Linked DNA regions of Homo sapiens: region 2 is linked to region 1. The links are chromatin loops, found by intact Hi-C in ENCODE. Cell type or tissue: GM12878. All regions are shown on one strand. Links, peaks and the distances in the headings refer to the core of each region. The heading gives the core; the rest is flanking DNA. Region 1 has its middle 60 kb from the start of ZNF217. Region 2 overlaps BCAS1-AS1 (BCAS1 antisense RNA 1).

Region 1 (16,020 bases), core at 4,785-12,784:
AGAAGCAAGCTTCTTTGAGCCACATCAAATATATGAAAGAGAAAATACTTCATTTAAATGCTAAAAACTAACACAAAACAGCTTGAAATGTAATAACCTCTCCTGAATAAGTGAAACCACATGTTGATCTGACATGAGTTTCTAAGACACAATTAAAGGTCACTTCGTGTACAAACATCTCATTCGGAAGTGAGAAGCTTGAATTGCTGTCAGTATTTTTGGCCACCACGGGGCAGGTGCTCCCACCTGGCACAAACCATATAGACGCCCCCAGAGGGAATGAAGGTGATACTCCACATACTGGAAGCTTCAAATCTAGCCGCGCCAGGAAATGTTCAGCCCTGGATTTCAGCTGTTTCTCCCTTGATGTCCTAACAGAGAGGACTAACTAAATGTGAGAATCCTTGTTGTTTTAGGAAGCCCATGGAAGTGGCTTTACTTAAAAAACTAAAGGCTTCCTTTCTGCTCTGTCTGTCTTTATGACCCACCAGGGTCCTAGGAGAGAAGACATTAGGGTGTTGCAGCCACAGAGTCACATTTGGAAACGTCTTCCAGCAGCTGGGATGTTTCAATTCAAGACTCTTTAAGGGAACACAGGGTATTTGGAAAGTGACTTTAAAATGCCCTGGCCTCCAGGCCTATCTCCTCTTACCAAATCCCTTTAAGAAAGGATGTGCTGGGGAAAGACTTCAAAGTGTTTCAAAAGGGAAATCACATCTTGAAAGCTTTTCTCAGAATGAGAAAGAAACACATTATTTGATTTGAAAGAGAAGTAAATCTTAAGCAGCAATGAAGGAGGATCAAAGAATAGGTTCATGTGAACTTAAGAAGTGATCCTTTCCAGCGGAACGTGACTTTACTCTTTCCGATGCCCTCAACGCATTTTGGGGATTGTAAGTTTACTCGAGAATCAAAATAAAGAGGCGAGCCAGCGTTCCAGAAAATCACGTGGTCTCCCCCGCCCCCCAATCTATTTTACAGCCCTCTCCAGCTTCGAACTCGCGCCAGGCTGTGCGCACCGACTTTGCGCTGGCGGCGTGGACGCTGCGGCCACTCGCGGGCGGCGTGGACGCTGCGGCCACTCGCGCGGCTGTTGTTGTTGCTGCTGCGTGGAGGCACGCCGCTCCTTGCACACGCGGGGCAATTCTCCGGTTGGGGAAGGAGGAAAATGGCTGAGAAAAGGACCTAAGAAAGCCTTCAGGGTGGGCCCCCATTTCTTCCTGCCCCGCCCACACCCTGCCACACTCTCCCGCCGTCCCCTCCCCACCCCCCCTTGTTCTTTGGACCTGACCGATGAAAAATTCAACTAATACCTAAATAGATTCTTCTTGCAAAAAAGTAAAATCTCAAAGCAAAACAAAACAAAACAAAAATTTGTTAGGGGAGAAATCATCTGTGAGGTGCCCTTTCCATTCTAGCTCCCTCTCCCCTCTCCGTTTCCCTAAATGTTATTCTCTATCGATAGACATAGAGATGTGGATATTACCTGTAGATAGATATTTTAAAATTGTATTTATTTCTTAAAGACACTTCCATAATCTAATATACAAAGGAATTCATAAACTTAAGAGCGGAAGTTGTCACATAAATAAAAAACAACCAATACTTTTTGATCAGTAAAATCACTGATTCGGCTGGGCGCGGTGGCTCACGCCTGTAATCCCAGCACTTTGGGAGGCCAAGGCGGGCCGATTATGAGGTCAGGAGATGGAGACCATCCTGGCTAACAGGGTGAAACAAACCCCGTCTAAACTAAAAATACAAAAAATTAGCCGGGCGGGGCGCCTGTAGTCCCAGCTACTCGGCAAGCTGAGGCAGGAGAATGGCGTGAACCCGGGAGGCGGAGCTTGCAGTGAGCCGAGATTGCGCCACTGTACCCCAGTCTGGGCGACGGGGTCTCCGTCTCAAAAAAAAAAAAAAAAATCACTCATTCTTTGTAAAGTCCAATAAAATTAAGTTTAAGTCCATTGGTAAGAATGAGTAAGAAAAACAAGAGGGAATGTACTTATAAACAACATCAAGAATAAAAGTAGATACATAATTACACATACGGGGCCGGGCAAGGTGGCTCACACCTGTCATCTCAGGACCTTGGGAGGCCGAAGTGGGCGGATCACTTGAGGTTAGGAGTTCCAGAACAGCCTAGCCAACATGGCGAAACCCCATCTCTATTAAAAATACAAAAATTAGCCGGGCGTGGTGGCACATGCCTGTAATTTTACACCGAGCTACTCAGGAGGCTGAGGCATGGGAATCCCTTGAGCGTTGCAGTGAGTCGAGATCACACCACTGCACTCCAGTCTGGGCGACAGAGCAAGACTCTGTCTGAAATAATAATAATAATAGTAATTACACATACAGAGCAACCTTTTGAAATTTTAAGTGACTGTTTTCTACAGCTGTGTACTGTTTGGCTTGAAAACCTAGCTTTGTCTAAGGAAAAAAACCGAATTACCAAAATCAACCCAATCCAGGTGCTGTATTTACACCTGAAAGTATTGCTTTTCTTTACCTGCTTGCTTGATGTAATATATATTAAATAGCCACTGTGGAAAATCACGGGAAATTTTAATATTTTCCTCAGAAGCTTGTTAGTTAATCCAACTCTAACCCGGAGAAAGTTGCTGCATTAACAGTTTCTCAACAGACAAAAAATGGCCACGAAAACAATGGCTAGTCTTTATTTGGGGCTTACTCTACACCAAACATACACATTAGCATATTTGGCCTCCGTAATGCCGCTTAAGGTTTGATACCATTGCTATACCCATTTTACAGATGGCAAAACTGAAGTGTGAAGAGGTACCCAAGATCACACAGCTTTGAGGGGCAGAATGGGGATCCCAATGGAGAAAAGCTGTGACTGTTTAAAGTGTCATTCAAAGACTACATTACATCATAGGAGAATCCAGCTATAACTTCCCTTATCACATTTTAACTGGGAACCGCATAATTGTGCCATGAATAGTGCACCTATCTTACATAGATGGTCTTTAGCAAGAGCGTGAATTTAAAGTAGGAAAAACATTAAATGCCCTCAAGAAAGATGACTAAAAGATTTGAAGAAACTGAGGGAGTGTCAGCTAGGGTAAGGTTTACTTAATTGGAGATTTAGGGGATAAGTATAAAAAGAAAGTGTTAGCCTATACCTGGCACCCCAGAAACATCGATGTAGTTTAGCTATCCAGATCATTATATTAGTGTCAGGATTAATCTATTTCTCCCTACTTTTAATTTTTTTAAATTTCTTTTCTTCTTTCTTCCTTCTCCTTCCCCCTTCTTTCTTCCCATATCAAAAGGACTAAATGTTAATCCACTCAAAAGACCTGATTGGCTATAAATACCATATTTGCATTCCAAAAGAAAAGAATTATTGTGCCACAGCTATTGAGGGTAGGTAATGAGGATCTCAGTCCTCCTAAGCTCCTCTCCTCCTCACCTCTCTGCCCCCTCCCATCTCAAGCAGCTGTTTGCTCTCCCTTTCCCCTGCCTCCCCCATCATCCAGAGGAAGCACATGTGGAAGAAATTCATGGAGTCCTGAGCTCAAAGTCATTGAGGTCTATTTCAGTGAATATTATAGAATATAACACGAATATTACAGATTGTTAAGTCTCCAATTGTTCTACGTGGTTGCAGACCCCTCCTGGCTGGAATCCAGGTTCCACTTTTTTTTGTATATGGACATTCCTATTTGTTCATGGAGAAAGTTTTAAAATACTCTAGTAACCTAAAACAGAAAATACACTTTGAGAAAATTACTGTAGGTTTAATTTATACAGGACTTGAATTACACTTCTTCTTTTTTTGTTTTGTTTTGTTTTGCTTTTTGCTTTGCTTTGATTTTTTTTTTTTTTTTTTTTTTGTGGTTTGGTCCTAAAGATTCTACATATGTGTATTATCTGATTCAGATCCCACTGCCATTAGCTGCAGGGAAACTCCATTCTTTGAATGGCAGCTTATTGCTTTCTGTTGAAGGGCATGTCTGTCCCTTTCAAAGTAATATGAAAAACACAAGCCATTTTTGCTTTCTTGAAAGCACAATTCCAGTGGCTTTTTAAATAACTAAACTTCGCTTTGGGCAGAAGCAAAAAATAATAATAATAATAGCCTGCATTTATTCCATAAGATCTCTAGAACTTTAGAGCGGACAATTTATAACAACTTGGTTACATTTTTTGTTTTGTTTTGTTGTTTTAGGTAAAGTTGGTGCTTTCAACTACTTCAGAAATCCTTCTATTGGTAGTGTGATGTTTCCATATGACCTTTCCAAATCTTTTATAATGATGTGAGCTTTGTTGTATATGTGAAATCAATCAAGAAGCAGGAATATGTTAGTGTATTGCCTGTATTTTATAGTTTTTCTTTCTCAGGCACGTTATTTTTAGAGGACACAGATTAAGCAATTTGTTTCTGAATTAAAGTATTGCTCAATCTGTTTGCTTTCTTAAGAATTGCCTTAAACCACTAAACTATGTATGTGTGGGATTCTGGTTTTGAGCAAGTCAGTAATGAACTTTTAAAGTTCAGTCTACCAAGATGAGTCAATGTGATTGATTTATTAATTAGCAAAAGCCATCCTCTGAAATTACCTTGCATTAATCACAATTCATGCAAAATATATCCAATGAGTCTTAAGATGTGGGTTTGACAAACTATCCTTTCTTCAGAGACTATAGTCAATTTTAATAACCTTTGCTGGATAAATCATTAATGTTCAGCCTGAAATGATGAGTGGCTGAGGAAATTCCAAAAAGTACAGCAGGCCTATTCCTCCAGCAAAGCTGAAAACTATGTAAAATGGAGACAAGACGGCTGGGTAAAGCAGGAAACAAGATTCTGACAATTCTGGATAGTCTAGTATTTGCTGCCACTTGCACTAAAGGAATTGACTCTAATTGGATTCTTCTGAGTCGAGGGCTGATAAAAATACACAGAAGCAAACGTGTGGGGGAAACCCAAACTGCCAGAAGCCAATCTTTTAAAGGACAGCTAATACCTGTCCAGGGCCAAAATAAATGAATCCATTGGCTAAAAAGGTTGGGCTGACTAGTCATTTGGACTCCTGAACATCATCCTCTTTTGCATGCTCCAAAACCCCCGTGTTTGCAAAATCAGATACATTCAACTAAATTAAAAATCGTCTTCCAGTGGACCTATTTTACAGATGAGGAGACAGAAACCCTCAAGGTTAAGTGCAATATTTATTATGTGGCAAATTCAAGACCAGAATACAAAGATCTTCAAGCAAGCTAAATAACTTCTCTCAGCCCAAGTATCCCTTTCTATAATGATAGAGCTGGAATAAACAAAATTGTATGGTTTCCAATTCTAAAGTGTTGTGGTTTTAGTATCTGGATTCCAAGACTACTTTCTCAATAACCTCACTGTGTGTAAGTATTTACGTATGGATAAACATATAAAAATATATATGTGTGAAAATATACAGTGAAAATTCTATAGGAACAAAGTTTAGAGGACTCAGGTTTAAATGATATATATATGAACAAATTTTTAAAACGTGTATAATATGTTCACTTCCTATTACATGTGGGTTTTTTTTTTTTTGACCTACTGACTACATTAAAAAAAAAAAAAAAAGGAAGCCAGATATTTCTGGAGATGTTAAATTCCCCATTCTTTAGATAAAATGAAAATGATTTAGAGACATATGGTGGATTTTTAAAAAATCCACCTTCTCCTTTTATTGGAAAGATTTAAATATCTCTAATTGTATTCGAAAAATGCTGAACCGTATCAAACCCAAGTCATCAAACAGTGAGTTTTAATCAATTCATCTCCTAAAGATAGTTCACTGCTGGTGGAGTGTGATTCCTGAATTATCTTGTGAGCCCAAGTGATTAATCAGAAATGAAGGCAGGGCTAAGCTTCAGGGAGGTTTCACAAAAAGGCAGAAAATGTCCATAGATAATGTTATTGGGGGAAATTCTCTCCCTTCTGGAGGTGCTCAACATTTTATTAAGGAAACTACAAAACTCTCTTTCATATTAATGAACTATCAAATACTTGGGGTTATTAAAGGGAAAGAAAGAGAGCAAGAGACAGAGAGAGAGAGACCTCTGTCTTAGACTAGGAAAATCCTACACGTATTAGGAGAAGGAGTAGTTTGGGAAGACAACTCTTGGAAATGAGTTTACTGCTTCCTTAACTTCGAAACTCTTAACTCTTGATCAGTCAACACTTAGCCAGTTTCGGTTCTGTAATTAAGGAAGTAAAACCCTGAATCCGGAGCGCTCCTGGTGAATCGTGACTGGTATCTGCCCAAGTTTCCCTCTGGCCAGGGATCCTCACTCAGCATTCAAAAAGGAAAGCTGCGTTCGCGGTTCTTTATTACTTATATATTTATTTTGAGGGTTTTTTTATTACTTAATTAGTTATTTTGAGATGGAGCCTCGGTCGCCCAGGCTGGAGTGCAGTGACACAATCTCGGCTCACTGCAACCTCTGCCTCCTGGGTTCAAGCAATTTTCCTGCTTCAGCCTCCCAAGTAGCTGGGATTACAGGTGCATGCTACCACACCCGGCTAATTTTTGTATTTTTAGTAGGGACAGGGTTTCTTCATGTTGGCCAGGCTGGTCTCGAACTCCTGACCTTAGGTGATCCGCTGGCCTCAGCCTCCCAAAGTGCTGGGATTACAGGCCTGAACCACCTCATCCCACCCCGCGGCTCTCTAAATGTTGTACTCTGAACAAAAATATATTTCGGGGAATGTTACCTTTTAGAATGAACTAATAGAGTGATTGAACTTAATTTAACTTTTTCCTTTTGTTTTGAAGGCCTCTAGGGAAGTTGATAAAGTTATAATTTATCGTTTTGCAAGGGACATTCCAGAAAAGCAGTTTGTTTAATTTTTTTGTTTTTAAAGACAAGCAAAGGTCATAGAGACCAACTCAACTTTTTTTTTTTTTTTTTGAGATGGAGTTTCACTCTGGTTGCCCAGGCTAGAGTGGTGCAGTGGCACGATCTTGGCTCACTGCAACCTCCGCCTCCCAGGTTCAAGTGATTCTTCTGCCTCAGCCTCCCAAGTAGCTGGGACTACAGGCACACGCCGCCATGCCCAGCTAATTTTTGTATTTTTAGTAGAGACGGGGTTTCACCATATTGGCCAGGCTGGTCTTGAACTCCTGACCTCGTGATCCGCTGTCCTTGGCCTCCCAAAGTGCTAGGATTACAGGCGCGAGCCATTGTGCCCAGCCCCAACTCAACTTTTAATTTAACTTTGGGAAGGCTGTTTTGAAAAGAGGGGTTATTTTTTAAAATTTGGAGTCTTTGGATTTATTTGTCAAAAATACATAGTTTAACAAATAATTTTAAGTATATAATAGTACAGAAATGTACTCTTTTTTGTAAAAGACAATATGGAGTAAAAGGTTTATGAAGAAATTGATTTCATAAGGGACATCTGAAACTAATCAATGAGTATCCTCAATCCAAAGTCGGGGCGGTGGCTCACGCCTATAATCCCAGCAGTTTAGGAGGTGGAGGCAGGCTGATCACCTGAGGTCAGGAGTTTGAGACCAATCTGGCCAACATGGTGAAACCCCATCTCTACTAAAAATACAAACGTTAGCCGGATGTGCTGGCCCATACTTGTAATCCCAGCTACTTGGGCGGCTGAGGTACGAGAATCACTTGAACCAGGGAGGTAGAGGTTGCAGTGAGCCAAGATCGCGCCACTGCACTCCAGCCTGGGAGACAGTGAGACCCTGTCTCAAAAAAAATCAAAACAAAACAACAACAACAACAACAACAAAAATGCCCCAAGACAGGTCCAGGGAACTGGATGGTAAATTTCCAAGTAGAAACACCCTAATCCTGAAACCAAATTCTCAGTCCACAACTTGCCGTATGCCTGAGCTCCATCATTTATTTTTTAAATTGATTTTTTAGCAACCAGCTGAGGCCTCTGCTTCCTTCAAATATGCAACTATCATAGTTACTTCCTTCTACTCCTTCCCTCCCGTGGGCCCAGAGGGCTAACACAAAAATTTCCCCCTTGATAAATGCTGATAGCAGTGTGAGAACAGCTGCTTTTCCCCAAGCTTGGACAGGCCTTTTCTCAATTTTAATATGTATCGGCCCTTACTGACTAACCTCGGCTTTGCAAACCCTTGCTTGGCTGGAAAGACTTACCTCCTGCAAAATAGAATGGTGGTGTTAAGAATTTTAGCTTGCAGATAAACACATTTAAATGCAGTGATAGCTCTTGAACATTGCACTCCCAATTTAATCTTTAATTTCTCCCAGATACACAGTAAACTTGAAATGGTCTTTAAAAATAAAGACTAAAAAAATTAAAAAGCACTAAAAGCTTTAAGGATACATGTCCAAATTACCCTGTAAAGAGTTGTTACCAAACAAAACAAACAAAACACCACGTTCACAGAGATTAATTACAGGGGACCTAAATTGAGAACTATCTAGTATCATAAATGATCATGATAACCAACAAAACTGAATTAGCATCAGTTTGAGACCTCACAGTTAAAGAAGGAAATAGACAAAAAAAAGTCTACTGTTTGAAAAGTGTTTAAACATTGACTGCTGTGAAAAGGGGTATAAAAATAAAACCAAAGAGATGGAAGAACTGTTTTCTGTGTGCAGTGGGAAAGTTTACACAGTTGACAAGCTGTCATGTGGGGATGTCCCAGCAACATTCAAAAGTCTATTTCCTTAGATCAAAAAGGACAGACACAAGCCCAATATTTATATTAATATCTGTGCTCGTTGGTCATAGTCCCTCTTCCCCAGAGTAATTATATGCTGCATCCGTGGAGCAATGTGTCTAATACCTTAATTCTCTGAGTACAAAGACCAGTGGGGTCATATGACGTTGCTATATTTAGAAAAGGACCTGCTTTCTGTTTTGCGCAACTCTTAACAATTTTCTGCTCTGAAGAGAGTTTCAAATGTACATTGATCTTTCTCATATCGTGAATGAACTGAATTAGCACCTGTTTTCAACTGCCACGATACTTATTTTAAAAAAGGGGAAAGAGAAGTCTGTGTACTCTTAATTCAACAAGGGACATGGGAGGTGTAATTTTTTTTTCTGCCTTCTTCCACAGAACTTAACCAGAAAGCAGTGATATTTACCAAATTTTACAGAGGCTAAGGTAGGTACTGTACAACTGAACAAAGCAACATGTGGAATGGTGATTATATCCCACGGTGATTTAGATGAAAATTTTCCAAAAACAAAACAAAACAAAACAAATACTACTAATGTTGGGAAGAGCTAACTCATGTAACTACGCAAAGTAACTGTGAATAATTAACTCTAAAGAAGCAGAAAAATAATTTATTAGTTACAGAAATGTCTGTGTAAGCCCCTTCCTCATAAAATACCTGGAAATAATAATGATTGTTTAAATGAACAGGTTTTGTTTTCTTTTTTTTTTTTAAATCATAAACATCAATTGACTACAACAAGTCCAATCCGTTTGGAAGCATGCTTGCCATCTATCAATATATTTTTTTTAGTAACCAAAGGTTAATTTTATGTTGATAAAATGAAATGTACAATAAAAGTTAGAAAATGTATAAACTTTTTTTTTTTTTTTTTTGAGATGGAGTCCCGCCCTGTCGCCAGGCTGGAGTGCAGTGGCACAATCCCGGCTCACTGCAACCTCTGCCTCGCGGGTTCAAGCGATTCTCCTGCCTCAGCCTCCCTAGTAGCTGGGATTACAGGCGTGTGCCACTATGCCCAGCTAATTTTTGTACTTTTAATAGAGACGGGGTTTCATCATGTTGGCCAGGATGGTCTTGATCTCTTGACCTTGTGATCCGCCCACCTCGGCCTCCCAAAGTGCTGGGATTACAGGTGTGAGCCACCGCGCCCGGCCGAAAATGTATAAACTTTTATGTGCAAAGAGTATAATAAACATATGTAATGATAATAGCTTAATTTTTTTAAAAAAATTTTTTCTTTTGCAATGGAGTTTTGCTCTTATTGCCCAGGCTGGAGTGCAATGGTGCGATCTTGGCTCACCGCAACCTCCGCCTCCCGTGTTCACGTGATTCTCCTGCCTCAGCCTCCGGAGTAGCCGGGATTATACGCATGTGCCACCACCCCCGGCTAATTTTGTATTTTTTTAGTGGAGATGGGGTTTCTCCATGTTGGTCAGGCTGGTCTCAAACTCCCGACCTCAGGTGATCTGCCCGCGTTGGCCTCCCAAAGTGCTGGGATTACAGGCATGAGCCATCGTGCCCGGCCTATAATAGCTTAATTTTTTAAACTTTTATTTCAATAACTTTTGGGGTACAGGTGGTTTTGGGGTTACATAAACTCTTTAGTGGTGACTTCTGTGATTTTAGTGCACCCGTCACCCCAGTGCATGCTGCACCCAATATGTAGACTTATTCTCAGAATATTCTTTTTTTTTTTTTTGAGACGGAGTCTCACTGTGTCGCCCATGCTGGAGTGCCCTGGTGGGATCTCAGCTGACTGCAACCTCCGCCTCCCGGGTTGAAGCTATTCTTCTGCCTCAGCCTCCCAATTAGCTGGGATTACAAGCGCTCAGCCGCCATGTCCAGCTGATTTTTGTATTTTTAGTAGAGACGGGGTGTTGGCCAGGCTCGTCTCCAACTCCTGACCTCAAGTGATCCGCCCACCTTGGCCTCCCAAAGTGCTGGGATTACAGGCATGAGCCACTGCACCCGGCCCAAATATTATATTTTATCAATTCTAAAGTGCACTTTAGTTTTTACATTTTAATATAACTAAAATCAATATGTATTTTGCAGTCAATGGCATCTTGCTATTATTTGAAAACATTTATTTAATAGTCCGTAAAATAATGGAACATGCCCAGATGCAGTGGTTTATGCCTGTAATCCCAGCACTTTGAAGGGTCAAGATAGGAGGATCGCTTGAGCCCAGGAGCTCGAGACCAGCCTGGCCAATATAGTGACAGAGACCCCAACTCTACAGAATAAATAAATAAGTAAATAAAATAATGGAAAATCTCACAAATGGTGACGTTTTAGGTTCGACAAAATACAGTAACTAGCCCATTTAGTTTTCTGAAATTTTGATGTTATTGCTTAAATATTTGTTCTGTGGTACACAACCGTAGGATTAATAATATTGATGAAAATAATAAAAGAGTAATAAGCATGTATTGAGCTCTTCCTGTGTGAAGTTCTGGACAAATCCTCATAAAGCCTTAAAAGGCAGATACTAAGCTGGGCGCAGTGGCTCATGCCTGTAATCCCAGCACTCTGGGAGGCCAAGGCAGGCAGATCACGAGGTCAGGAGATTGAAACCATCCTGGCTAACATGATGAAACACGGTCTCTACTAAAAACACAAAAAATTAGCCAGGCATGGTGGCACGTGCCTGGAGTCCCAGCTATTCGGGAGGCTGAGGCCGGAGAATTGCTTGAACCTGGGAGGCTGAGGTTGCAGTGAGCCAAGATCACGCCACTGCTCTCCAGCCTGGGCGACAGAGCAAGACTCTGTCTCAAAAAGAAAAAAAAAAACAAAAACAAAAACAGGCAGATACTAGGCCAGGCACGGTGGCTCATGCCTGTAATCCCACACCTTGGAAGGCCCAGGCGGGTGGATTATCTGAGGTCAGGAGTTCGAGACAAGCCTGACCAACATTGTGAAACCCTGTCTCTACTAAAAATACAAAAATATTAGCCGGGCGTGGTGACAGGCGCCTGTAATTCCAGCTACTCAGGAGGCTAAGGCAGGAGAATCGCTTGAACCCGGTAGGCGGAGGTTGCAGTGAGCCAAGATCTTGCCACTGCACTCCAACCTGGGCAACAGAGGGAGACTCCGTCTCAAAAACAAAAAAAGGTAGATACAATCCCATTTTATCCCATTTTGCAGATTAAGCAACGGGAGCAGAGAAACTATTGCAGGGCTCACCTTGCCATCCTTACCCTAATATCAGTTCTGTCATTATATAAAAGTTTGATATTTTGTTCATCATGGGCTGTTTGCATTTATTTTGATTTTTTTTTTTTTTTGAGACACAGTCTCACTCTATTGCCCAGGCTGGAGTGCAGTGATGCAATCTCGGCTCACTGCAACCTCCATCTCCTGGGTTCAAGTGATTCTCCTGCCTCAGCCTCTTGAGTAGCTGGGATTACAGGCACGCACCACCATGCCTGTCATTTTTTTTTGTATTTTTAGTAGATCCGGAGTTTCACCATGTTGGTTAGGCTGGTCTCGAACTCCTGACCTTGTGATCTGCCCGCCTCAGCCTCTCAAAGTGTTGGGATTACAGGCGTGAGCCATGTTGCCCGGCCTATTTTGATTTTTTTTATTTTTCTTTTTGAGATGAAGTCTTGCTGTGTCACCCAGGCTGGAGTGCAGTGAAGTGATCTTGGCTCACTGCAACCTCTGCCTCCCAGGTTCAAGCAATTCTCCTGCCTCCGCCTCTTGAGTAGCTGGGACTACAAGCGTGTACCACCACGCCTGGCTAATTTTTCCATTTTTAGTAGAAACGGGGTTTCACTATGAGGGCCAGGGTGGTCTCAAACTCCTGACCTCAAGAGATCCGCCCACCTCGGCCTCCCAAAATGCGGGGACTACAGGTGTGAGCCACCATGCCTGGCCTATTATTTTTTTTTGAGTCAGAGTCTTGCTGTGTTGCCCAGGCTGGAATGCAGTGGCTCAATCTCGGCTCACCACAACCTTCGCCTCCCAGGTTCAAGCGATTTTCCTGCCTCAGTCTCCCGAGTAGCTGGGACTACAGGGGCATGCCACCATGCCCAGCTAATTTTTTTTTTTTTTTTGACATGGAGTTTTGGTCTTGTTGCCCAGGCTGGAGTGCAATGGCACGATCTCAGCTCACCGCAACCTCTGCCTCCTGGGTTCAAGTGATTCTTCTGCCTCAGCCTCCCGAGTAGCTGGGATTACAGGCATGCACCACCATGCCCGGCTAATTTTGTATTTTTAGCAGAAATGGGGTTTCCTCATGTTGGTCAGGCTGGTCTCAAACTCCCGACCTCAGGTGATCCGCCCGCCTCGGCCTCCCAAAGTGCTGGGCTTACAGGCGTGAGCCACTGTGCCCAGCCTAAAGTATTATTTATATAGGCCCAGTGCAGTGGCTTATGCTTGTAATATCAGCGCTTTGGGAGGCTGAGGTGGGAGGATGGCTTCAACCCTGGAGGTTGAGACCAGTCTGGGCAACACAGTGAGACCCCATCTCTATATAAATAATTTTTTAAATAAAACATTGAAATAATTAATTAATTAATAATTAGCCAGGTGTGGTGGTGCACCCCTGTGGTCTTAGCTACTCAGGAGGCTGAAGTGGGAGGATCACTTGAGCCCTGGAGTTCTAGGCTGCAGTGAGCTATGATCGCACCACTGCAACTCCAGCCTGGGTGACAGAAGAAAAAGAAAAAAATCGTATATATATGTATAATTTATGTAAATCACTGAGTTTTTGGCATCGTCGAAATATTGTGCCTGGCCCTGGGTCAAGAACAAAAATTATGATTCTGGTTTTCTGACCTTAGGCCCCGTTTCCTTCAGAGCAATTATCACGATTATTAATAATGAACTTGTTTGCTCTCTTGATCGCTTTCAGCCTTTCTTGACTAAAACATACACTCCAGGAGAGCAGGGAAAATGTTCATTGTCAGGGGTTAGAACATAACCCGCTAACAGGGCACGGTTGCTCATAACTATAATCCCAGCACTCTGGGTGGCTGAGATGGGCGGATCACTTGAACCCAGGAATTTGAGACCAGCTTGGACTACACAGCAAGACCCCCATCTCTACCAAAAAATAAAAAATTAGCCAGTTGTGGTGGCACATGCCTATAGTCCCAGCTACTGGGGTGGTTGAAGTGGGAGGATCACTTGAGCCTGGGAGACAGAGGTTCCAGTGAGCCAAGATTACGCCACTGCACTCCAGCCTGGGCAACAGAGCCAAAAAAACAGAACCTGCTTTCATACTTTTCAACAAATTAGCCTCGAATACCTCCGAGATGTCATATTAGGTGCCAAATACAGCTGTGAGCAGGTTTCTGTCCTCTTGGGGTTACTGTCTTTGTATAAAAAAGTAAAAAATAATAATAATAAATCCATGGCCAGGCGCAGTGGCTCATACCTGTAATCCCAGCACTTTGGGAGACCAAGGCAGACGGGTCACTTGAGGTCAGGAGTTCCAGACCAGCTTGGCCAAGCTGGTGAAAGCCTGTCTCTACTAAAAATACAAAAATTAGCTGGTCATGGTGGTGCACACCTGTAATCCCAGCTACTCGGGAGGCTGAGGCAATGAACCCAAGAGGTTGAGGCTGCAGTGAGCCGAGACCGTGCCACTGTACTCCAAACCTGGGCAACAGAGTGAGACCCTGTCTCAAAAAAAAAAAAAAAAAAAAAAGAGAGGGAGAGAGAGAGAGAGAGAGAGAGAGATGAGGTCTCCTTACGTTGCCCAGGCTCATCTGGAACTCCTGGGCTGAAGGGATCCTTGGCCTCAGCCTCCCAAAATGCTGGCATGGGGGAGCCACTATGCCTGCTGCTCTTGGGAATTCTTGAGTGTTGCCTCTGGTTAAGTTCTACTTAGAAGTTAACATTCTCCCCAAGGCCAGGAGTGGTGGCTCACACCTGCACCTGTAGTCCCAGTAGTCCCAGCTACTCAGGAATCTAAGGCAGGAGGATCAACTGAGCCCAGGAGTTCAAGGCTGCAGAGCTATGATCATGCTGCTGCACTCCAGCCTGGGCGAGAGAGTGAGACCCTGTCCCTATTAAAAAAAAAAAAAAAAATTCTCCCTTACAAACAAAATGCTCATTGACTGTAATTAGAAGTGCCCACGCTGGGGACTGGTATGGCACAGAGCTCTACTTTGAACTGATTTTCAGCTGGAGTGGTGAGCTAATGATATCTCGCTCCATTCTTTTTCTGCCCTCTTTCTTCTTTTTTTTTCTTTTATTTTTTTTTTGAGATGGCGTCTCGCTCTGTCACCCAGGCTGGAGTGCGGTGGTCCCATCTCAGCTCACTGCAACCTCTGCCTCCCAGGTTCAAGCGATTCTCCTGCCTCAGTCTCCCGCGTATCTGGGATTACAGGCACTTGCCATCATGCCCAGCTAAATTTTTTTTTTTCCTGTAGAGACAGGGTTTCACCATTTTGGCCAGGCTGGCCTCGAAACTCCTGACCTCAAGTGATCTGCCTGCCTCAGCCTCCCAAAGTGCTGGGATTATAGGCGTGAGCCACTGCGCCTGGCCTCTCCCCTCTTTCTTCCTCTGCCTCTACCCCATGATGCACCAACCAGTATTCAGGACCCAATTTTATTTTGTGTCTGCTCTAAAAGCTAACTTTACCAGGGGTTTAGGCCATTAAAACACATTATTTGAAGTTTGCAGAATGCATTTACATTTTATGATCATTACAGCTTCAAAAAAAAAAGATGGTAATGTTGGTTTCCTTTCACATTGACCAACTTCTCTTCACATAAATACAAGCCAGTTGAATGGCATTCCAATATTACATAATTATTTGCACTCTAACTGAAATTACGGAATACTGAAAAAGTAGATTGGGATTATTTTAAATTGAAACTGTGCCCAAAGTTTTATTACTTATCAACTTTCTCTGAATGCTATATCATGACAATTATATTTTATTGTCATGAATTATGTTAACTTCATATTTCACAAAGCACACACTACATGTGCAAGGCCTTTGCTGAACCCAGGGAAAGGAAGAATGATAAACAGAAGCTGATCTTTGCCTTTGAGTTTACTTAACATATAAATAGCAGGTATCTTCCAGATGCGAGTAACTGTACTAAATACTTTAGATTAGGGGTCAGTAAACATTCTGCAAAGCATCAGCTAATACCTGTTTTAGGCTTTGAGCGCTAGAGGCTTTGTCTTAACCGGAAGTAGAACAGAGGCCATTGCCAATATGTAAATGAGTAGGCTCAACTGTGTTCCAATAAAACTTTATTTACAGAAATAAGCAGCTGCCCAGATTGACCTAGATGGCTGAGACCTGCTTTCAATGGATTGTCATCCATCTGTCACAGCCCACTCTT
Region 2 (16,020 bases), core at 3,668-11,667, 280 kb before region 1:
CTTTTAATGAAATTGCTTTTTTTTAAAAAAGCAAGAAATGCCAGAGAGAAGTAAAGCGCATGACTTACTGGGAGAACTCTAAATTCAGTTATGGCTTAAGAAACAAGTTAATACTCCATTTTTGTGTTTGTGTGTGTGTGTGTGTGTTATTGTTGTTGAGATCCCATTTCCAATGCATTTACAATAAATACTAATGCCCACCCCTTATGCAGAACTAGAGTGAAAAAGAGCTGAAACTCACCAATAAACCCAAGAAAGCCTTTAGGACACAGATTCCCAGAAATGCCATCAGACAGAACAAGCAGTGGGGGAAATAAGCAAAGCAAAGGTGGCACACAGAAAAACATGATTAAAAGAGAAAGAAGAATTAAGACCTGGGGGAGGGAGCAAAAATGACTTTCTTATTATTATTATTTATTTACTTATTATTTATTTTTAGGTACACAGGGAAGTGTGTCTTCTCCCATGTCAAGAAGAAGTGGCCTTTCCAGGAATGGAGCTATTGAGCTGAAATGGCTGCCACTGCGCGTACACACACACACGCGCACACACACACACACACACACACCTCCCTTCCAGTTCCAGCTGACGGTGACTTTTTGACTGGTAACCATAAAAGAATTCATTCAAAAGGGCAGTTGTTCCCAGCAGCCAGTGAGGTCCTTCCTGCATTCGTTGTCTTGGAGAAGGAGGCACATAACAAAATAGAAACCAAAATGGGAAGGAAAAGAGAAAGAAAGTGAAATTCCTGGTCTTTGTTGTATGTATCCCCTTGCTTTTTAGATAAATTATCAGGGGTTTAAACACACACTCTCTCCCCTCCCTCCTCCCACTTCACACACACTAGATTGTTCTTGTCTGTTTGCAAACAGTCCAGAAGCACTGGGGTCTCATTAAATTAGATTCTAAGTGTCTTAAAGAATTAGATTTCAAGAAACCAAGAATCTGTGTCCTTTCCCTTCTCAGAGTGCCTGGAAGGGTGCAGATTTCTCCAATCTGAATCTGACAATGTTATTTCTTATGTCAGATAATCCCAAGTAGATCTTATACCTTAAAAAAATAAAATCAGCTACACTACCTACCTTACAGGGAAGGAAAAAGAACTAATTCCAATTATTAACTAACCCAAGATACAAACACAGGGGAAACTAGGGAATGTGCTTTGCAGCAATGTAAGATTATAGGGGTTGGTTTTAACCATCCTTTGAATGTCCCTCTTTAAGCCTTTTTAAAGGGCAATTTTGCACGGTGAGTAGAATTAGGCTTCTCCGTGGTCAAGATTTTGTTCACTCTATCAGTGCAAATTAAGTGGCACCGGCCCACTGGAAATTATAGTCTCCATTAGGAAGAAAAGAAATTACTTACCGAGCAGCAAATTCTCTAAATTTGTAATTCAGATCTTTAGTGCAGAATGCCGGTCAGGATCCAGCCCTTTGCATAAATTGGTTTTCTGGGGAGTTTAACCCCTTAGCCTCTGTTGCCCTTTTCTTGAATGGCATTCACGCAACCCTCTCCATCTCCTGGCCCTTTAACTGGCCCCGGCAGAAGTTGCAGTCCACAATTTCACAGAAGTAAGGATAATACATTATCACACATTACCGTTTATAAAGTGCTCTGGGTACAATCTGTAATTTAAAGCTGTATTTCCCTCACTGAACTTAAGTGCTTCCTTTGTTACATTTCATTACCGGGGGACTGGCATGCACCTGTATAGATTTTTTTTTTTTTTTTCATTTTTTGTTTTGTTTTGTTTTTCCAAATAAGCACTTCTTGACAAAATGGCCCCCAGCTGCACTTCTGCTAATGACAGCCATGGAAGGGCTGGTTCCTTACGTGATCTACTCTCTCAGAAGCTTGCTTTTGTCAAAATGCAGCCACGTGGGGGAGCTGCAGGACCTGGGGTTTTACAATGCCTAGCCCTTTTTCCCTGATTGCCTAACCGGGAAACTGGGCCAAAGCAGCCTGAGAGTGTATTTGTTGATTAACTTCTAGAAAGCAGTCAAGTTTAATTAGGAGAACTAGAACGAGAAAGCTGAACTGGGCAAGTCAGTTGCCTTCTATGATTCTCAGTCCTCCAAATGAAGATAAGGTTGGTTGGTTTGTGTTTCCATCCTTATCTGCTCTATCTTGGAAGAAGCTCAAGGAAGATTGTGTGATTGCAAAACGTTTCAGTTGGTGTCATTGCAATGCATTTAAGTAATCCTTACTGGCCCATCCTGCTCCACAAAGCAGCCTTACCTCTCATCTTCTCCACTCCCAACTAAAGAGCAAGTGATTTAAACTCTGAGTGTCCTCCCTCAACAATGGGCTAATAATAGAGCCTACTCGTGGAGTTGCTGCCAGCATGCAGTGAGATGGTGCATACCAAACATTTAGTGCAGTGGCTGGCACATTGTAAGCACTTAGGAAAGGCAAGCTATTCTATCATGGGGAACTTTTAGCACCAAGTAACAGAAAACCCCTACTTGAATTGGCAGATAATCGTAACAATAAGGGTATTTATCATTTCATATAATAGGTGTTGTATAACATCTTTGGCTTTGATTCTCTGAGACTCTCTTCCAGCTAACAACGATAATGAGGAAATGTATCGTTTCATATAACTGGTGTTAAGTCTCATAGCCTGGCTCTGGTTCTCTGACACTCCATTCTGCCATGTTCCATGGGTTGACTTCATCCTAAAACTGTGCTGAATGATGGATGCAGTTCCAGGCAAGGGGATTATGGGAATACCATAATCAGTTTCAATGAATCATTTTGGTGAAATCATGTTGAGAAGGCAATACAATGATACAGTAGACAGTAAAGCCATTATTGGTATCAGTGGCTTTAAGGCTAACCATTCCCCAAACTAACTGTGTCCCTTCAATTCACACCCATGGGATTTGTGTAATGACGGCCCCCACCTTCCAAAGCAGTGCCACTAGAATGTGAACTTATCAAGATCTGAACCTTCTTGTCTTGCTCATTCATTGTTCTATTGTCAGTGTCTAGCACAATGCCTGGACATGGTAGATACTCAACAAATATTGGTTGAATGGATAAATTGCTAAACAAATATCCTGTGGCCACACCCATTGTGGATTGCCTTATCCTCTAGTGTGAATTTGTTTTAGCTCTGAATGTCTGATCACCCTAACCAGACATCTACCCTTCCCAGGTAACCAGCCCAGTGGTTCTAAAAGTACAGTCCCAGGACCAGCAGCCTCAGCACCACCTGAGAACATGTTAGGAATGCAAACTCTCAAGCCCCACTCCATACCCGCAGAATCAAAAACTCTTGGGGTGGGACCCAGTAACCTGTGTTTTAGCAGCCTCTCAGGAGGTTCCAATGAAGGAGAAAATTTGAAAACCACTGGTCCAGGTAGAGCTACCACTTCACTGAGCATCAACAGCATGTTTGGTCCAAAGACTGGCCCTGAAGATGCTTAGATAAAAAAAGCTAACATTGAACCTCACTATATGCCAGGTATTGTGTGTCACATGACTTAACTTTGTTCACTGCTTATTTGGCAGCTGAGGAAACTAAGGCTCACAGAGAAAAAAACAACTTTGCCCAAGAACACACATGGCAGAGCCAAGGTTGAAATCCAACCTAAGTACATAAAAGCTTGCTTTCATGTCTGTGGGAGAGACAGGCAGGCAAAAAGATAATAATAATACAATGTAAGAGAAGCAAATGCAGGGTGTCATGGGACTCAGGGGAAGGCACTGGCGCAAGACCACAGTGGGTGGAGGTTGGCCACTTTGGGGAGGTGACAGTTGAGTTAACTCACACAGAATGAATAAGCGTTGGACAAAAGGGCTCCCAGAAGAACAGCAAGTGCAAGAGCCCAGGGTCCACAGAGAGAATGGCAGGTAGCTTAGCATGGCTGAAGTGAGACTGTGAGGAGAACGGATAAGAGGATGGAAGCTGGGGAGGTGGCACAGATGGATCTCAAGGACTTGGAGTAAAAAGTCCATAGTAACGAGTTTAAATTGTCTCTTGACGGCAATGGGGAGCCATGGAAGATATTTGAGCTGGAGGGTAACATAGATTTATATTTTGGCTGCAGGTAGGATCTAATACAAAAGCAATTCAACTAATATTCACTAAGTGACCTGAGTTATCTGTGAGATATTTATTATAAGGTGTTAAACTTCTTTGAAGATTGTAAGAAAGAGATAAAACCTCTAAATGGTTTTGACCCTTCAAAGGACATTTAAATGGTTATTTCTAAGTGTCATAAACATGGACTTGGGATTTGGCCTCATCATTCACCCAGATGATTCATACCCATGATCCCAGGCTGTGAGGTCTTGAGCAAATTACTTCTTCTCAGAGCCTTAGTTTGTTCCTCTGTGGAATGGGAATGCTAACAGCACTTACCTCGGAAAGTTGCTGAGAATAAACGAGACCGTGCATTTAGAGCATGTAGGCACCGTGTCTGGCAGGTAATGAGTGCTCAGTCAGCTTATTGATGAGGATGCAGATGACCTCAGCCTGAGATAGAACAGATGTGTTCTCTTTCATGGACTGAAGGCCACCCAGACTTTGCGACATCCTTAAACTTTGCCCCAGTTTCTCCTTATCCTCATAAGCAGTTGGCTGGCTGGCTTATCTAGAAAAAAGAAAGGAGGGAGGAGAAAAAGCAAAGAAAAATGTTCATTTTCCCTGCTGTTCACCCCATTCTAAAGTAAGGCAGAATTTCTGGAGAGGGGGCTCAGGTCCACCCTTGGCTATCCTTGGTTGTACAGTTGCATCTACTTATAACGGTGGCCAAGTCGCCATGGCAGTAGGTGCTGTGGCTGCCCTGCCCCATCGTCTTCAGACTACCCGAGTTTACCTGCAGCACTGACAGCTTCCCACCCCAAAACTCCTCGTTCTTTGCTTTTCCTCTCGGTGGCTTTCTCCAGGGGCTGTAGGAGCTTGTTTAGCCCACCTGCATGGCATTTTGAAAATACCTGAAATTTTATGCCCCGAAGGACAATTCTCAATCAGTGAAAGATGGGAGAGGAAAGGTAAACACCTCAGCTGCCCCATCTCTCAGTGGGACAATGTTGAGGGGTCGTCTTTGTGTTCTCTCAAGGGTCCTCAGCAAGACCGAGCCACCCGTCACCCACAGCAGTAACATACTCATGAGCACGCCCCCCCACCCCACCTTTTGTGCTTCCTGGGATCACTTCCCAAATAAACTACTTGCACCTAAGTTTTTGTCTCAGGGTCTGTGTCTTAGGTTAAAAACCTCTGTGTCGGCCAGGCGCGGTGGCTCACGCCTGTAATCCCAGCACTTTGGGAGGCCAAGACGGGTGGATCACCTGAGGTCAGGAGTTCTAGACCAGCCTGGCCAACATGGTAAAACCCCATCTCTACTAAAAATACAAAAATTAGCCGGGTGTGGTGGCAGACGCCTGTAATCCCAGCTACTCGGGGGGCTGAGGAAGGAGAATCCCATCTCTACTAAAAATACAAAAATTAGCCGGGTGTGGTGGCAGACGCCTGTAATCCCAGCTACTCGGGGGGCTGAGGCAGGAGAATCCCTTGAACCCGGGAGGCAGAGGTTGCCATGAACCGAGATCACACCATCGCACTCCAGCCTGGGGGACAAGAGCGAGACTTTGTTCCAAAAAAAAAAAAGAAAAATCTGTGATCTGTGTCTTAGGGTTTTCTCGGGAACCTCTATCCCATGACAAGGAGCTGAATAGAAGGACATTAATATGGGTGCTAGTTTTAAAGGTACTGGAAGAGTTGAAAAGACAACCATGGGGCCGTGAGGCCCACCCGGAGATTAGAAATAGAACATGGCACATGTATACCTATGTAACTAACCTGCACATTGTGCACATGTACCCTAAAACTTAAAGTATAATTTAAAAAAAAAAAGAAAGAAAGAAATAGAAATAGGCTACAAAAAGAACCACCACTAGAGACACACAGCCAAAGGGAAGAGGTGATGCTTCTGGAGCTAGGGAACCCGGCACCCTGTGGGAAATAGAACCCCATGTGGATGGGGGTGAGGCTGCTTGAGGGTAGCTGGAACCCAATGGAGGCTTCTGCAAGCAGTACCTTTTTGTTGACTGGAGGGAGGAGGCAGGAAAAATACGTGTCAGTGCCGCCCACTGGCTGAACTTAACCAGAAGCCAGTTGGTAATGGAACCTGGGAAATGCAGTTTGAAGAGAAGCTTGGAAAAATGATCTGAGAGTAAACATACAAATACCTAGCACAGTTGGTGGCTTTAAGAGGAGAAAAAAGGGAAGGGAAGGGGAGGGGAGGGGAGGAGAAGGGAGGGGAGGGAAGGGAAGGGAAGGGAAGGGAAGGGAAGTGAAGGGAAGGGGCAACCTTGATTAGTGTCCCACCCCCTTCCCTGGCTCTAAATAAATGAACATGTATGCTATGGTCATGCTGACATCCTTGTCTCCTCCTTTATCTTCAGAAGAGAGCAGTAGCTATGAACACAGGCTCTGGGTCCAAACAGCCTTGGTTGCAATCCCAGTGGTGCTACTTGCTAGCCACGTGGCTTTGAGCAGGTTCCTTAACTTCTTCCAGCTTCACTTTCACATCCATAAAGTGGAGACACTAGTAGAATCCACCTCACTGAGTTGCTGTGGGGATTTAACGATGTATTCCATGCAAAGCACAAAATGAGTGTCTAAGAAATGTTCATGCTTATGGAAACAGACTGTTCTTTGAGTTTCAATCAGCTTATTCAAGTTCCTGCTAAAACATGTTTCTTCTCCTCTTTACCACTCACACCTCCAACTTCAATGTCTAGAATCTACCCCTTGTCTCTACTTCACAGTCTTTAAAGTAAATAAATAAATAAATCTTTCTATTTTCATAGAGGTTCTGTGAGAACTGAGGAGAAACAGCCTTTCTCCTCCCCTCTGGGCTCACAACCCTCTCTCCGCATCCCCTGCCCCCTCCCTATCTTTGCTGGCCAGTTGTTCACAAGTAGCTTAACAGTTTTGAGAATACAAAAACAGGAAATTATGCCCCAGCCCTAAGACTAAAAAACTCATGTGCAAATCCTTCAGTGGACAGATTTCTTCAGCTTTCAAAAACTAAGGCCTTGAAAAATCAGGTCCCATGGCCAAATTTTCTGGATTTGCTTAATCATTTCCTTTGCAAATTTATAACCTCTTTAACCATGAAGAGAGATGGTGAGAAAGGGGGAGGCGGGAGTTGAAAATGTTTTAAGTTAACCGCAAGACAGGACAGGAAATTCTGGAGGGGTGTGCATTTCTCTTTAATCCCTTAGTGGCAGAGAGGCCTAAGATAGCAGCTCTGGAAAACTATTTATTGTCCCAGAAATGACCGTTCTGGGATATTGTTTTGCTGTTGATATTGACCCAGAGGAAAATGTGGCAGCCTTCTTCATTCAGTGGCTTAACAGAGAATAGAAGAGCAGGGAAGGCTCTGAGACACCCCGGTCTGATCCTTTACTTGACTCATGCAACAGACACTTATTGAGTGGCTGCCCTGCCCTCCAATGGATAGAGAGGACTGAGACAGCCTCCCAAAGAGGTGAAATAACTTCCTCGCTTTTTCAATGCCATTTGAAAAGTTAAGGAATCTACTGGGGGCTGTCTACTAGAAGAATCTAAAATAGGTGATCCAAAGCTGTTTTATTATTAAAATTCCTGAAAGACAAAAAGAAGTGACTTTTTTTTTTTTTTTTTTGCCCTTCCTTCTCACTTTCTGAGTTTTTCTTGGCTAATCGGAGTTATGTACTTTTTTTAACCTTTAAGGTAAGTTCCTGTCTTTAGCAGTGGTTTTTATTTGAAGCCAGGGCCCAACCCACTTATGTTGATCCAGCAAATGAAATGGAATGGAACAGAATGGAATAGAATAGAATACAACAGAAAGCTCATGGTGCATCACGGGTAATATGGTTAACATCCATTAGTGGAAGGTTTGTTTTGATTACTAATGTATGTGTATAGACTCAAAATGTATTTCTTATTATGATTTGTAATAAGAAAACTTTAAAAGCCTCTGATCTTTAATATAGTTCAGCAGCGAAAGGTGTGGGATCTAGAGTCTACTGGCATGAGTTTGAATGTCAGCCTGTCACTCTGACCGGCTGTTTGATGTTGGACAAGCTGATTATCCTCTCTGAACCTCACTTACTTAAGGGAAATACAACACAATAAAGAGAGATATAAAGTGAATATTGGATATCACAGTGTCTGAATTTCTGGGGTCATTTATCTGCAGAAAATGCCATCCTGCCCCCTATATCTTTCCTTTGGCCCAGCGTTCTGCCAGTTGTCTAGGGTCTACTCACCTTAGGTAAAGCTACTTCCTCTATCTTAACCTCTCTTGATTTGATCTCCCTTCATTCCCTCTACCTCCACTTGCTATCTCTAACATCATCTGTGGAAAACCAAAGCCATTTAATATGTGAAATTTCTCTTGGGAAAAATGGCTACATAGTTGCAGACCATCTTACCTACTGAGTACAAACATGAAAGCTAGACAAATACCTCGAAGGCATCCTAAAAGAGAGATGCAGTGCTCCACTTCAATTGAAAGCAACAATAAGACTGACAGCTGATTCAGCAGAACTAATCAAAGTCTGAGGACAAACTCCTTAAAAAAAAAAAAAAAAGATAAGATGGAAAAGAAAAAGAAAGAAAAGAAGAAAGAAAAACAAAAGGGGTTTAAAAAAAACCCTGCCAACCTATAGTTCTACACCCAGTAAGAAATAGCTATCAAAATTGAAGATTGCTATGTTTTCAGATAAACAAAAACTAAATTCTATATTACCAGCAGGTCCTTACTAAAAGAAATACTAAAAGATACTCTTTAAGAAAAAAATAAAATGATCTCAGATGGAAGAATAAAAACATAGGAAAGAATTAAAAGCAACAGAAGGACAAATGTGTCGGTAAATCTAAACGAATACCAACTCTATTAAAAGATCATAATAATGTCTTCTGGGATTTAAAAAATATATAGAAGGCCAAGTGTGGTGGCTCACACCTGTAATTCCAGCACTTTGGGAGGCCAAAGTGGGTGGATCACTTCAGGTCAGGAGTTTGAGACCAGCCTGGCCAACATGGTGAAACCCCATTTCTACTAAAAATACAAAAATTAGGCAGGCATGGTGGTGCATGCCTGTAATCCCAGCTGCTCGGGAGGCTGAGGCAGGAGAATCACTTGAACCCGGGAGGCAGAGGTTGCAGCAAGCCAAGATTGTGCCACTGCACTCCAGCCTGGGCGACAGAGCAAGCCTCCATCTCAAAAAGAAATAAAACATAAAATAAAATAAAATATATGTAGAGTTCAAATACATGGTAGCAATAACACAAAAGGTAGTCAAGAAAAAAACGGTACTAAACATGTTCCAAATTATTTTATTGCCTGAGAGCTAGCAAATGTACTAATTTTATTAGACTCTGATAAGTCAGGAATTATCATTGTAATCTATAAGGTAATAAAAAATATAGAAAAAACAAGCTAATAGGAGAAGCACAATGATTGAAAAAAGACCTCATTAATTTAAAAGGTCAGAAGGGAGAAAAGGGGGAACTGGTAAAAGTTGAAACTAATTAAAATAGTAATATATTAATATTGTGATAGTACTATACTAATAATTACTTTAAGTGTAAATAGACTAAATATTCCAACTAAAAGACAGATTTTATGCTAAATTAAAAAAAAACCCAAATATAATCTTCTTACAAGAGATAAGACCTAATATAAGCACACAGAAAAGATGAAAATAAAGATAGAAACAGATATTTCATGAACATACTAATCAAAAGAAAGCTAGTGTAGCTATTCTAGTATCAGATGAAATACACTTTAAGAAAAGAAACAATATAAAAGGTAAAGAGGATTATCTTATAATAACAAAAAGGGTCAATCCTACAAGAAAAAGCAATTCTAAATCTACAGTACCTGCTAGAATAGTTTCAATATACATAAAGCAGAAACTGCCAGATCTAAAAGGAGAAATAAATCCACAATTATAGAAGTAGGCTTTAACCTATTTCTATCAGCAACTGATAAACAAAAAGATAATTTAAGTCAGTAAGAATGGAGAAATTTTGACCAGCACTATTTACACACTCAGCCTAACTGACATTTGTAGAACAAACCAACCAATAACTGCACACTACCTCTTCTTTTTCTAAGTGCACACGGAACATTTAACAAAAGTTGTCACATGCTGGACTATGGAGTAGGTCTCAACAAACTTCAAATGCTAAAAACACACAATATGTTCTCTGACTACAGTGGAATTAGCTAGAAACCAATAACTAAGGATAAGAAAATGTCTAAATAATTGAAAATGAGGCAAAGCAATCCAAATAGCTCATGATTTAAGAGAAATCACAGTAGAAATTAGAAAATATTTATTTGACATATCAAAATGTAGGATTCAGCTAAAGCTGTGCTTATAGGGAAATGTTTATCTTTAAATACACATATTAGCTAACAAGAGAGGAAGAAAATCAATGACCTAAGCACACACTTTAGAAAATTAGAAAAATAAAAGCAATCAAACCTAGAAAAATTAGAAACAAGGAGATAATAAAGACAGTTATGAAAAGAAAATAAATGTACAACAAAACATCTCTTTGCAGAGATGCAACACCTCTTATTGATAGATTAACAGACCTACCATTCATTTGTTCATCCATCCTTGCATTCGTTCATTCATTGAATAAATATTTACTGAGAATCTATGCTGTGGATAAGGCACTGTTCTAATTTCTTAGAATAAAGAAGTGAACAAAACAAAGTTCTTCCCTTCAAGGAGCTTATATTTTGGTACAGGAAACAGGCAATAAACAAACAACTAGTGATAAGATGTCAAAAACTGGAATATGCTATTAGTAAATGAAAAAGTGGAGTAATACCGAGAAAAGGGCATGTGAATTTAGTTGGGTTGATCAGGGAAAGGCTCTTTTAAGATGACATTTGACCACAGAGTTTCATAGACTGGGGAGTGAATCATGCAAATATGAGGAAGAAAAGCATTCCAGACAAAAGGAAGAGGTACTGTACAAGCCCTAAGGTGAATGCACATTTGACACATTGAAAAGAGCTCGTGTGCCCTTGGATAATGTTGGACAGGCTGTCAGAAACCAGAAAGACCTTGTAACCATGATGGTAAGACCTGGATTTTAGCCTGAACTTGATAGGAAGATGCTAGAGCATTTTGGGCAGGGAAGTGACAGAATCTGATCATTCATAAGACCTGCTTTTCCATTTCTCTTCCAAGTAGGTTAATTTGTCACTTTCCTCCCTGACAGGCTTTAAATTCTGTAATTCAAGTTCTATTAGCATGATTTTCCAAGGAAAAAGCAAACTTTCTCCATAAATACATCCTCCTGCCCTCCTGCCAGGAGAGAGAGGGCTTCAAGCAGCTTTTCTAAGAGCGATTTTTTTCACCCCATGATAGTTGGATGTTAGGAAAGTGACAGAGACAGAACAAGTCATAAACATCACTGAGGTCTGAGGTTGGTTGAACAGGTGTATGTGAAAACCCTTAACCCCACCAGGAAGGACGTGTGACTATGAGGAGGGAGTAAAAATATGATGAAACTGTTAGTGGACTTTCTGTTCTGAGCTCAAGAAACATTTCCACCATGCAAGCAAGTAGAAATGTAAATGACACTTCAGAGAAGAGTTTCCAGTCAAAGATATGGGTGCAGTAGCCTTCAAAAGACAGTGATCATTTCAGCAACAATTTTCAACGCAACCTCCCCAGTACAGCCTACAGTCATGTTTCTTCGGGAAAGGGCAACGCATTCTGCTAAAACTTGAATTTGTTTCCAAGATTTAAACACCAGAAAAATGCATATGCAAATTCAGATTTCCATGTTCTCTTGAAATATTGGAAGTTGGGGGATCACGGACAAAATATAGGACACCAAATGACCCTTCCCCTTTGCTGGGGCTTAGTCTCACTTTTACACAATCCCCACAGAACTCTTCTTACCTGCTCAGCCCCCAGAGCTGTCTGCAGATATGCTCTCTAGTTTAAGAAATGAGGTTGATGAATTGGGGAAGAGAAAGCACCTTTCTCAAAGCATTTCCCAGAGGACCACCAATCCTATAAGGTATTCTAAGGGATATAAAGCTTCACATTGTGCTAGGCAGAATTCTAAAGTGGTCCCCAAGATTGTCCCCTCCTTGACCTGGTGTACATGGCATCCATAATCCCCTTACCTGGAACATTGGCTGGACCTTTGAATTGATGAGCTTTCACTACTATGATTAAGTTACATGACAAAGGTAAAAGAATGTTGTATCTAAGGTCCCCAGTCAGTTGACTCTGATTTGATCAAGAGGAAGTTTATCCTGGGTAGGCCTGGTTTAATCAGGTGATCCCTTAAAAGGAACTAGGGAAGCAGCAGCAGACGTTGTCCCATGGCTTTGTATGGGACACAAGACAAACTGCCATGCTGTGGAGAGAACAACACAGCGGCCAACTAGGAGCTCCAGGAGCTGAGTCCCTCAGTCCTACAACTGCCCAGGAACTGAATTCTGTCAAAAACTAGTGGGCTCAGAAGAGGACCCAGGCCTCAAATGAGATGACAACCCTGACCAACATGTTGATTTCAGCCGAGTGAGACTCAAAGCGAAGGACCCATCTAACTTATACCCAGAGTCTCAAACTGTTAGACAGTAAATGGGTATTGTTTTAAGTGACTAACTCTGCAGTGATTTGCTACATAATGATAGAAAATCAATACACCTGTGTCCATTCAACAAGATTTAATGAGAGCACCTACTGCATGTTACGTGCTGTTGTAGAAACTGAAGATGCACAGAGAGCGAGGCTGACAAAGTTCTTGCTCTCCTGGATCTTACAGTCTAGCTGCACAGAGAGCGAGGCTGACAAAGCTCTTGCTCTCCTGGATCTTACAGTCTAGCGGGGAAAGTCAGATAATAAATAGGAAAAACAAAGGCCGGGCACGGGCGGCTCATGCCTGTAATCCCATCCTTTGGGAGACCAAGGCAGGCAGATTGCTTGAGCTCAGGAGTTTGAAACCAGCCTGGGCAACATGGCAAAACCCCATCTCTACTAAAGATACAAAAAAAAAAGGCCAGGTGCGGTGGCTCACGCCTGTAATCCCACTACTTTGAAAGGCTGAGGCGGGCGGATAACCTGAGGTTGGGAGTTCGAGACCAGCCTGACCAACATGGAGAAACCCCGTCTCTATTAAAAATACAAAACTAGGCAGAGCACGGTGGCTCACACCTGTAATCCCAGCACTTTGGGAGGCCGAGGCGGGCAGATCACGAGGTCAGGAGATCGAGTCCGTCCTGGCTAACATGGTGAAACCCTGTCTCTACTAAAAATACAAAAAATTAGCCGGGCGCCTGCAGTCCCAGCTACTCTGGAGGCTGAGGCAGGAGAATGGCGTGAACCCAGGAGGCGGAGCTTGCAGTGAGCCGAGATCGCGCCACTGCAGTCTGGCCTGGGCGAAAGAGGGAGACTCCGTCTCAAAAAAAAAACAAAAAACAAAAAACAAAACTAGCCAGGCTTGGTGGTGCATGCCTGTAATCCCAGCTACTCAGGAGGTTGAGGCAGGAGAATTGCTTGAAACCGGGAGGCAAAAGTTGCAGTGAGCCGAGATCCCGCCATTGCTTCCAGCCTGGGCAACAAGACCAAAAACTCCTTCAAAAAAAAAAAAAGATACAAAAAAATTAGCTGGGTGTAGTGGTGTGTGCCCTTAGTCCCAGCTACTCAGGAGGCTGAGATGGGAGGATTGCTTGAGACTGGGAGGCGGAGGTTGCAGGGAGCTGAGATGGCATCACTGCACTCCAGCCTGGGCAACAGAGCAGGGTCACACGTTTGACCTTCAGTGGTCACACGTTTTTGGGTTTTTGTTTTGTTTTGTCTAACAAAAAACAAAAAACGTGTGACCACTGAAGACTAAGCAGGACAGAATATAACTTCGTCATGCACACTCCTGAAGGTTATATTAATAGATTCTGGGTTACTGACTCTAAGTAGCAGAAACTAATCAGCAAAGATAATTCAAGAGGTTACATAAGCAAAAATAATAGTAATAAATAGGAAAAAAGAGATATCGTTTTATTAATGTTGATAAATGCCACACATCCCAAAATACTAAGTCAGGGAAAGAGGACGGGATGTTATGGATAGCCAGCGACAGCTTCTCTGAGGAGGTGACATGGAGCATGAACCTGAAGGACAAAGGGAGCAAGCCCTGGAGGAATCTGAGACAACATCATGGTTTGAAAACACCCACTGTTGTCTTTCTCTTGAGGATCCCCAGGACACGTGAGGATACTAAAGGTTCTGAGAATCCCTGCAGTAAATAACCAGTTGCAAGTTGCTGAGCCCAGTGCCCCTGAACTTATTAAAACCTGTGATTCCACGAATTAGTCATCCTCTTCACAAACTTTGTAAAATATTGGATCAGCGGCCGGGCACAGTGGCTCACTCCTGTAATCCCAGGTATTCAAGACCAGCCTGGCCAACATGGCAAAACCCCATCTCTACTAAAAATACAAAAATTAGCCAGGCGTGGTGGTGCCTGCCTATAGTCCTAGCTACTCGGGAGGCTGAGGCAGGAGAATCACTTGAACCCGGGAGGCAGAGGTTACAGTGAACCGAGATTACGCCACTGCACTCCAGCCTAGGTGACAGAGTGAGACTCCATTTCAAATATGTGTGTGTGCGTGTGTGTGTGTGTGTATATATATACACACGCCCCATATATATATATACATGTATGTATAAGATCAGGAGCCAAATCCCCGGGGAGCACCTATTTTAGATGTGAAGGGAAAAAGCAGATAGAAATTGGTCCAGAGAAAGAGGTGAGCTTCCAGTGCACCCTCCACACAGCGGCCAGAATGAGTCTTTTAAAATTTAAGTCAGATCAGCTCCAAGCCTTCCAATGGAAGAAACGGGGAGAGGAGTTTGGAGGCTGTTGCTGTCACGCAGCTCAGTGATGACTGGAATTTGACTGAGGTGCTGCTGCAGGATGGTGAGGAGTGATCAGATTCTGGATTTATTTAGAAGATGGGGCGGGTGGGGTTTGCTGTTGGACTGGATGAGGGTAGGAGACAAAGGCAGGAGCCCAGGTTGATGATGAAGGACTCGGGGCTCTGAATCAGGAGCGGCTGATTCATGCTGTGTAGTTAGCATTTTGGAAAGGTAGGGGTGTGTGTGTGATGCAGTCAGATGGTAGTCAGGAGCATTTACATACGTGAGTCAACCTGGGAGTGAACTTGTGTCCAACTGAACATGAAGCAATTATTCAAAGTTGGTTTCCGGAATATTCCCAGGGTGAAATAACTTCCTGTGTTTATCACTGCCTTCTCAGTTGAAGTGTTTGCTTGTCTAGTGAACTGAGTTAGCCTTGTCTGTTGAAACTGGCAGTGGTGGGGCATGTAGGAAAAAAAAATTCTATGAAAATCTCAGGGAGCTGACAGACACTTCTAAAAGAAAAGAAAGTGAACAACATTATCCCTGGCCTCTTTTATGAGAGGGGAATTGATTGATTTATTCAATGCCTGATTGAGTATTGCCTATGAGTAAAGATTTAGGGGAGTGATAAATCAGAAAAACACAGAACACCCCAGTATAATGGGAGGGAGCCACTCCAAAGGCCAAATGTCGAGAAAATACTATAGGAGCTGCCACATGCATAACTGTATTGCAGACCCCTGTGTGATATGCTGGAAGTCTTGGTTAAGAACATGGATTCCCACTGAGCTAAGTGGGAGAGCTTGTTCAAGCTAAGACACTGAGCTAGAACATCCTGTCTCAGTTTCTTCACTATAAAATGGGCGTGGTGCTATTATGGTAATAATGGCGTTGTTCTATGGTGATAATACCATCATCATGGAAGTAAATCAGATACAGACACACACTGCTCAGAGCAGTGCCTGGCATCAAGTTAGCACAAAATCAGCATCTGCAACGTTTATTATGACGCTGTTTCAGACATGTATTTTTCTTTATTATGAAACCACAACGTATTTTTAAACGTTAGAGGAGAGAACGGAAAAACAACCATGATAATCCCATTCCCCGGCA

What was found. A loop is a pair of places that touch in the nucleus more often than their neighbours do. Peaks named below come from ENCODE experiments on the same cell type or tissue, not always from the same donor. Only the 100,000 strongest peaks of a DNase experiment are listed, where the experiment ranks them.
Region 2: a loop joins it to region 1, with 3 times the contacts of the local background. A loop is called at or near these places in 5 of 110 quality-filtered maps.

What each region holds. Positions count from the first base shown.
Region 1 is chr20:53,645,337-53,661,356 of GRCh38, reverse strand. No RefSeq gene overlaps it. Among named protein-coding and RNA genes, the nearest start is that of ZNF217, 60 kb to the right of the region's middle. RefSeq lists enhancers at 36-95, 1,016-1,075, 1,086-1,145, 6,214-6,333, 8,106-8,155. In GM12878, for the core only: no CTCF peak of the experiment used is centred there; DNase peaks (open chromatin) are centred at 4,986 and 8,826; H3K4me3 peaks cover 2,923 bases; H3K27ac peaks cover 4,827 bases.
Region 2 is chr20:53,925,944-53,941,963 of GRCh38, reverse strand. It overlaps BCAS1-AS1 (BCAS1 antisense RNA 1), which reads right to left. Exons shown (of 5, transcript NR_199019.1): 2 at 4,370-4,601; 3 at 1,366-1,532; 4 at 569-679. Among named protein-coding and RNA genes, the nearest start is that of BCAS1-AS1, 18 kb to the right of the region's middle. RefSeq lists a silencer at 2,900-3,194 and enhancers at 6,451-6,952, 10,892-10,991. In GM12878, for the core only: a CTCF peak has its summit at 7,431; a DNase peak (open chromatin) is centred at 11,483; H3K4me3 peaks cover 2,121 bases; H3K27ac peaks cover 5,382 bases.